Regions from separate parts of the Homo sapiens genome. Here region 1 is linked to region 2. The links are chromatin loops, found by intact Hi-C in ENCODE. Cell type or tissue: MCF 10A. All regions are shown on one strand. Links, peaks and the distances in the headings refer to the core of each region. The heading gives the core; the rest is flanking DNA.

Region 1 (2,921 bases), core at 203-2,702, 400 kb before region 2:
ACCACCAGGCCCCGGTGAACGTGATCAAGACTTTTCACCTCTCTGAGCCCAGATTCACCCTCAGCAATCTCCTTGCTCTTTTTCACCACCAGAGGCCCCCTTGGACCTTCTCATAGCCACTCCCTTTCCTACCAGGCCTTCCTTCACCTCTCTCTTTGAAGCAGTGCCCATCCCCATAAGCATTCAGCCCGTCCTCTTCTCTGCTTACCCACTTACTTGTTTATTTATGTCTCTCCCCAGGTAGGTTGTTAGCTTCCTAGAGTGGGGCCTGTCTAGTTGATCCATGTATGTCCAGAGCCTAGAACAGTGCCTGATTAATAGCGGGTGCATAGTAAATATATTTTTAAGAATATAAATGAAAGGTTCAATTTTACAAATAAGACATGTAAAGTCTAGAGATGTTAAATATAGATCCAAATCTAACAAATAGTACAATTTAGATTAAAGCCTGTCTAGTCTTTCCATTTCCTAGTTCTGTGTTCTTTCAATTATATCAGTGTTTTTCCAACTTTATTGATGATGGCCCAAAGAAAAATATACATTTCATATATCATACACACACGTATATGCATAAAGTTAAAGAAGTCATATAGAAAATATTTTCCCTCACTATTATATGAAAATAAAAGTTTTATTTTATATCAAATGTGATTTTATTACTATTGGACTATTTTATCTTTTTTAATTTGAAAGTTGTGATCCACTAAATCGTCGGAATGGACCGGCCATGGTGGTTCACACCTCTAATCCCAGCACTTTGGGAGACCAAGGCGGGCAGATCACCTGAGATCAGGAGTTCAAGATCAGCCTGGCCAACATGGCAAAACCCCATCTCTACCAAAAAATCGAAAAATTAGCTGCGCGTGATGGCATGTGCCTGTAATCCCAGCTACTTAGGAGACTGAGGCAGGGACAATTGCTTGAATCTGAGATGAAGAGGTTGCACTGAGCAGAGATTGTACCACTGCACTCCAGCCTGGGAGACAGAATGAGAGTCTGTCTCAAAAAAATAAAAATGACAATAAATCAATGTAATGACCCACTAATGATCTGGCATCCATAGTTGGGAAATATTCCCTTGTTTTGTTTTTATGAAAGATGTGTGAAATGGACTGTAATAGAGATAATATCTAATTTTTTTCTTGTGTGGGCATTAGCTAGTTAAGGACATTATTCATACTGTCATATGTCTTTGGTTTGCAAACTGTTATTTTGTCTCTTAAACATCTCTTGAATTGATTTCCTTCCTCTGCTACCTATTTGTGTAAATAAAGTTTTAACGAAACACAGCCATGTCCATTCACTCTGCAAGAGCCAAATTGGGCAATTGTGCCAGAAACTGCACAGACCATGAAGCCTATTGTATTTTCTTTCAGGCCCTTTACAGAAAAAGGGCTGCTGACTCTTGGTGTAGCGCCTCCTCCTGGATTGTCCGGATGAGTGCAGGCCCGCATCCCCAGAGCTCACCCCGGGAACAGTGACTGTCCATCAGGGGCTTCCTCAATCACATGCAGGTGTCCTTGCCTGCTCACATGTCTAGAATTGGATAATTTGAAAGAAAAGTTGTATTTTGTCCCATGCTGTGGGTTTTATGCTCAGTATATCAGATCCTTGTGGTTTTAGGAGGAAATGTGAAAAGGTAATGCCTAGCAACAGCACCAGGGTGTCGAAATCATTATCCATGTTCCCTCCCCTGGTCTATCCTGCCCTCGGTGCTCCCATTCCGGTGAGGGGCAGCACAGCTGGGATTGGCTCCTCCTCTCCCTGTGTGGTCTCACAATTCCAGGGTCCATAGGAACCCAACATGATGGAAGTTAGAGGTGTTCATTCAAATATGAAAGCTACTTAACATTTTTTCTTAAATTTGTATACACTTAAGGAGCATAAATGCAGTGTTGTCACATGGATATATTGCACAGTGGTGATGTCTGGGATTTTAGGGTAATCACCACCTAAGTTATGTACATTGTCCCCATTAAGTAATTTCTCATCCCTCATCTCCCTCCCATCCTTCCTCCCTTCGAGTCTCCAGTGACAATTATTCCACATTCTGTGTCTGTGTATACACATTATTTAGTGCACAGAGTACACAGCTCATCTCATTTGACTTTTTCAAGGCTCTTGGGGAAGATGAGGTAGGAGTTGGCATTTATTTTCTGAGTGGAGAGACCAAATGCATGTGATTTGATGAGCCTGGCAGATCTGTACTCACCCCAAGGTGATGACACCTTGCTGCCCTTGACCCATAGACAATGAAGTGGCCAGGCTGTGTGGTTAAGAACAGCAGATAATTCTGTCTCACTGCTGGTGTCACCCATGCACAAAATGCTGGCTGGAGGAAGGGCTGGTGGGTAGTTGTTTTAAGTACGGAAATTGGTTAATGCCCCAAAGCCAATGCATTGAGTTGAGATTCTTCCCATGAAGCGCCGAAAGCTTTTACAAAAGCCATCAATCTCAGCCCAACAAGGAAAGAGAGAGAAGAGGCCCTGGGTTTTGAAGAAGGGAAATTGAGGTGTTTCAGCAGGTCCTAAAACTATACTCAAACCTCAGTCCAGAATGAATGGATTTTCATCTCATCAACATTGGTAGATGCAGCCCATTTAGCATGACATCATAAACTGGAGGAAGAAGAGTGCAGAGAGCTCATTAGCATGAGTTGTCTTGGAAAGCTTTCGGAACAAGTTCTGAATTAATTAAAATTTCATTTGGATGATGAGCACATGGTTATATTTATTTTATTCTCAAGCCTTTCTATAGTAACTGAGGAGGCTCCCCTCTGCAGAATGCCTGATGGCAGTGGCCCTGCCATACATCATTTGGAGGAACTGAGAGGGTTATTTTTAACTCCCCATTATTGAAGAAAACACACACATCTGGAACATTGTGGGGGTGACGATCAGCTGTTCAGATGAGAGATGGTT
Region 2 (2,921 bases), core at 276-2,775:
TTGTTCCTGATTAAAGGGGAGACGGACAAGTGTTCAAAAGGGTCAAAGACATAGTCCCCTCAATTGAGACTTCCTTCTGAAATTAATCAGAAAGTTTAAAAGAGAGTTCTTCCTCATTTTGTTAATTACTTTCACATATTAATATATATTAACATTTTATATGGTAATATGTTTTTGACATTCCCCTCTAAAATGTTCTCATGGGCTGGCAGTGGTTTCTTATATTATGGGAGCCCTACTCTTTACTGAATTTTGTCCTTCTGTCATAGGGTAAAACTTTTTCGTCTCTACAGAACTCTCTCCAAGTGCACACCCATAGATTGGTTTGCTTGTGGAATCCTAGCATATCAGAAATGAAGGAATCTCAGAAATTGTTTTCATCAAACACCTCATATGCAGAAGGCAAAATGAAGGTTCAGAGCAGAAATGATTTGTCCAAGGATGCAACACTCATCTGCAGCAGAGGGAAGCTGAGCTCTGCAGACCCACCTAGCACTGCAGAGGCAGCCCTCTAGGACAAGGCTTCATAAAAAAGTGACTTTATGAGTTGGCTCCATAAAAAAGATACAGATTAAGAAATTGTTTAAACAGTGATCTCTATATAATTACTCTTTTATTTAAAAGTATGGGCTGGGAGCGGTGGCTGACGCCTGTAATCCCAGCACTTTGGGAGGCCGATGTGAGCAGATAACCTGAGGTCGGGAGTTAGAGACCAGCCTGACCAACATGGAGAAACTCCGTCTCTACTAAAAATACAAAATTAGCAGGGTGTGGTGGTGCATGCCTGTAATCCCAGCTACTCGGGAGGCTGAGGCAGGAGAACTGCTTGAACCCAGGAGGCAGAGGTTGTGGTGAGCCGAGATCGCGCCATTGCACTCCAGCCTGGGCAACAAGAGCGAAACTCTGTCTCAAAATAAATAAATAAATAAGTATTCCTTTCCCAGTCTTTTGCTGTGTGGAGCCAAGATTTTTATTTGCAGAAGTCTGCAGGGCTGGTGTGATCTCTTTCAGTCATAAACCATAACCTTCCTAACGGGCCATCTGCAATATCCAGTTGTGTTTTCTCGAATGTGGGGAAATGACTTAAAGACACTTCAGAATCAATTGGAGGAAGGGACCGTTCCAGAGCTTAATTTTCCGTTGTGTTTTAGAGTTCTGTTGTCCACACCTAATTTGTCAGAAATGGTTTTAGTCATGTTGTTTTGTAGAATCTTTCCACAGCATTTATGCTCCTTTTCATAGAAGCGGCTCAATCTGCTCACGGATTTATATAGTATAGATTAAAGGAGGGCAGTGTAATAATGCCATAACAGAGGCTGGTACTAAGCTTAAAGCACCCCTGATGGGAGCAGAAATGCCCTGGCAGCTGGAGAGAGAGCCAGCACCTAGAGCGAGCGCCCCCTGCTGGCCATGGAGGGGAATGGAGGGTGTGGGATCCCCTGCAAGCAGGTTAAGTGGAGGTTGTTTCAAAAGCTTCTTCTCTAATCTTTCTGGATACTACAGATGATTTACATGAAACTCAGTGTGATGCTTTAATAGACCAATGAGATCAAGTTAACAAATAGATCCTAGAAATTATACTATTTTTAATGTTTGTGAAGTACCTGCTCAGCCAGGTGTTGATGGAGGACAGAGGATTAAGAGGAAGCCTTGAGTTACAGGGACCGAAGCAGCTGCTGTGTGGATTCAGATCTGGGCGATACCGCCCCAAGGCTCGTTCTTCCAGCATTTCTATCATTCTCTCTCTCTGTCTTATAGGCAAATGAGATGATGTTTCCGGGTCAATACATGACGGGATTAACTGGGATAGAGAAACGTGGTTTTAGGATGTGAGTCTCCAAAATTTCTATGGTTCAAATGTGGGATCTCACATGATGGTCTTGGGCAAAGAGAATATCATTGATTCTCAAGATTTAAACACAGGAGAGCCTCTCACTCCTCCCAAAGCTACGAAGGGGATGGAGATGGCCCAGGGACATTCGAATCGGAACTCAAGATCAGTATTGGAGACCCCACCCTGTGACATAGACATCATGGACAAGTTCCTTGAATGTTGGAGCTTTATTTTCCTATTTGATAAAATGAGAATTATAGCTTCTGTGGAGGGCACGGGGGTGGTCTCTGAGGATCACAGGAGATAATGCACATCGAAATGCTTTGAAAAGCATCAAGTACTGAAAAATGTCCAGCTTAGCTATTAGTAACAGTGACTGTGTTGGGAGTCTGGGCTTTCTCCTGTCCAGCTAGAAACACTTTTATTGTGCTATTTTTAGTGTTACACCTGCACATGCTTGTTTGAGCAGGTATTAATGGTATAAAGATGCCAGGCTCAGGCCCACAGTGGGCCAGTTGTTCTATAATTTGTTCTATAATAGCATAACTTGACAACAGCTAAATGCCATAAAATGAATTGAGGATGGGGTGTGGGGGTGAAGACACTGCCTAACTCCTCCCCACTGTTGGGGAATGATATCCAGCCTGTCACCCACTGATGGCAGGTTATGTAGGAGAAGCAGATCTATTAAAATAGAAGCACAGCTGCATGCCATGATTACTTCTCTAAAGTTATTGTCTAGCTCTGCACTTGATCCTCCTCTGATAATACTCAAGAAATAGAACACCAAAGTTTGCTTGTTTTAAATTTGGTAATTAACGTCTGTTTTGCTTACACTAATGGTTTCTCGCGGGAAGGATGCGTGCATTATTAAATGTTGCTTAAGGAAAAGAAAACGTTTTGTGTTGGTTAACAATTTTTGACTACAAATAATAGAAAACGATACCAAAGCTGGCTTAAGTAAAAAAGTAATTTAATGCTTTCTATAAATAATAAGCCAGGGGTAGCATGGCCAATTTATCCAGTAGTCTCAATAGACACCATGCCTGAGGCCCACTGTACTATTAAAGGGTTCATGAAAATATTT

The links. Hi-C counts contacts between places; a loop is a spot of excess contacts. Peaks named below come from ENCODE experiments on the same cell type or tissue, not always from the same donor. Only the 100,000 strongest peaks of a DNase experiment are listed, where the experiment ranks them.
Region 1: a loop joins it to region 2, with 13 times the contacts of the local background. A loop is called at or near these places in 2 of 110 quality-filtered maps.

Annotation. Positions count from the first base shown.
Region 1 is chr12:126,346,192-126,349,112 of GRCh38, forward strand. No RefSeq gene overlaps it. Among named protein-coding and RNA genes, the nearest start is that of LINC02350, 78 kb to the right of the region's middle. In MCF 10A, for the core only: a CTCF peak has its summit at 1,389 (motif pointing left); no DNase peak of the experiment used is centred there.
Region 2 is chr12:126,746,327-126,749,247 of GRCh38, forward strand. LINC00944 (long intergenic non-protein coding RNA 944) reads right to left here. Exons shown (of 5, transcript NR_033878.1): 2 at 1,605-1,801; 3 at 1-6. Among named protein-coding and RNA genes, the nearest start is that of LINC00943, 11 kb to the left of the region's middle. In MCF 10A, for the core only: a CTCF peak has its summit at 1,398 (motif pointing left); a DNase peak (open chromatin) is centred at 1,385.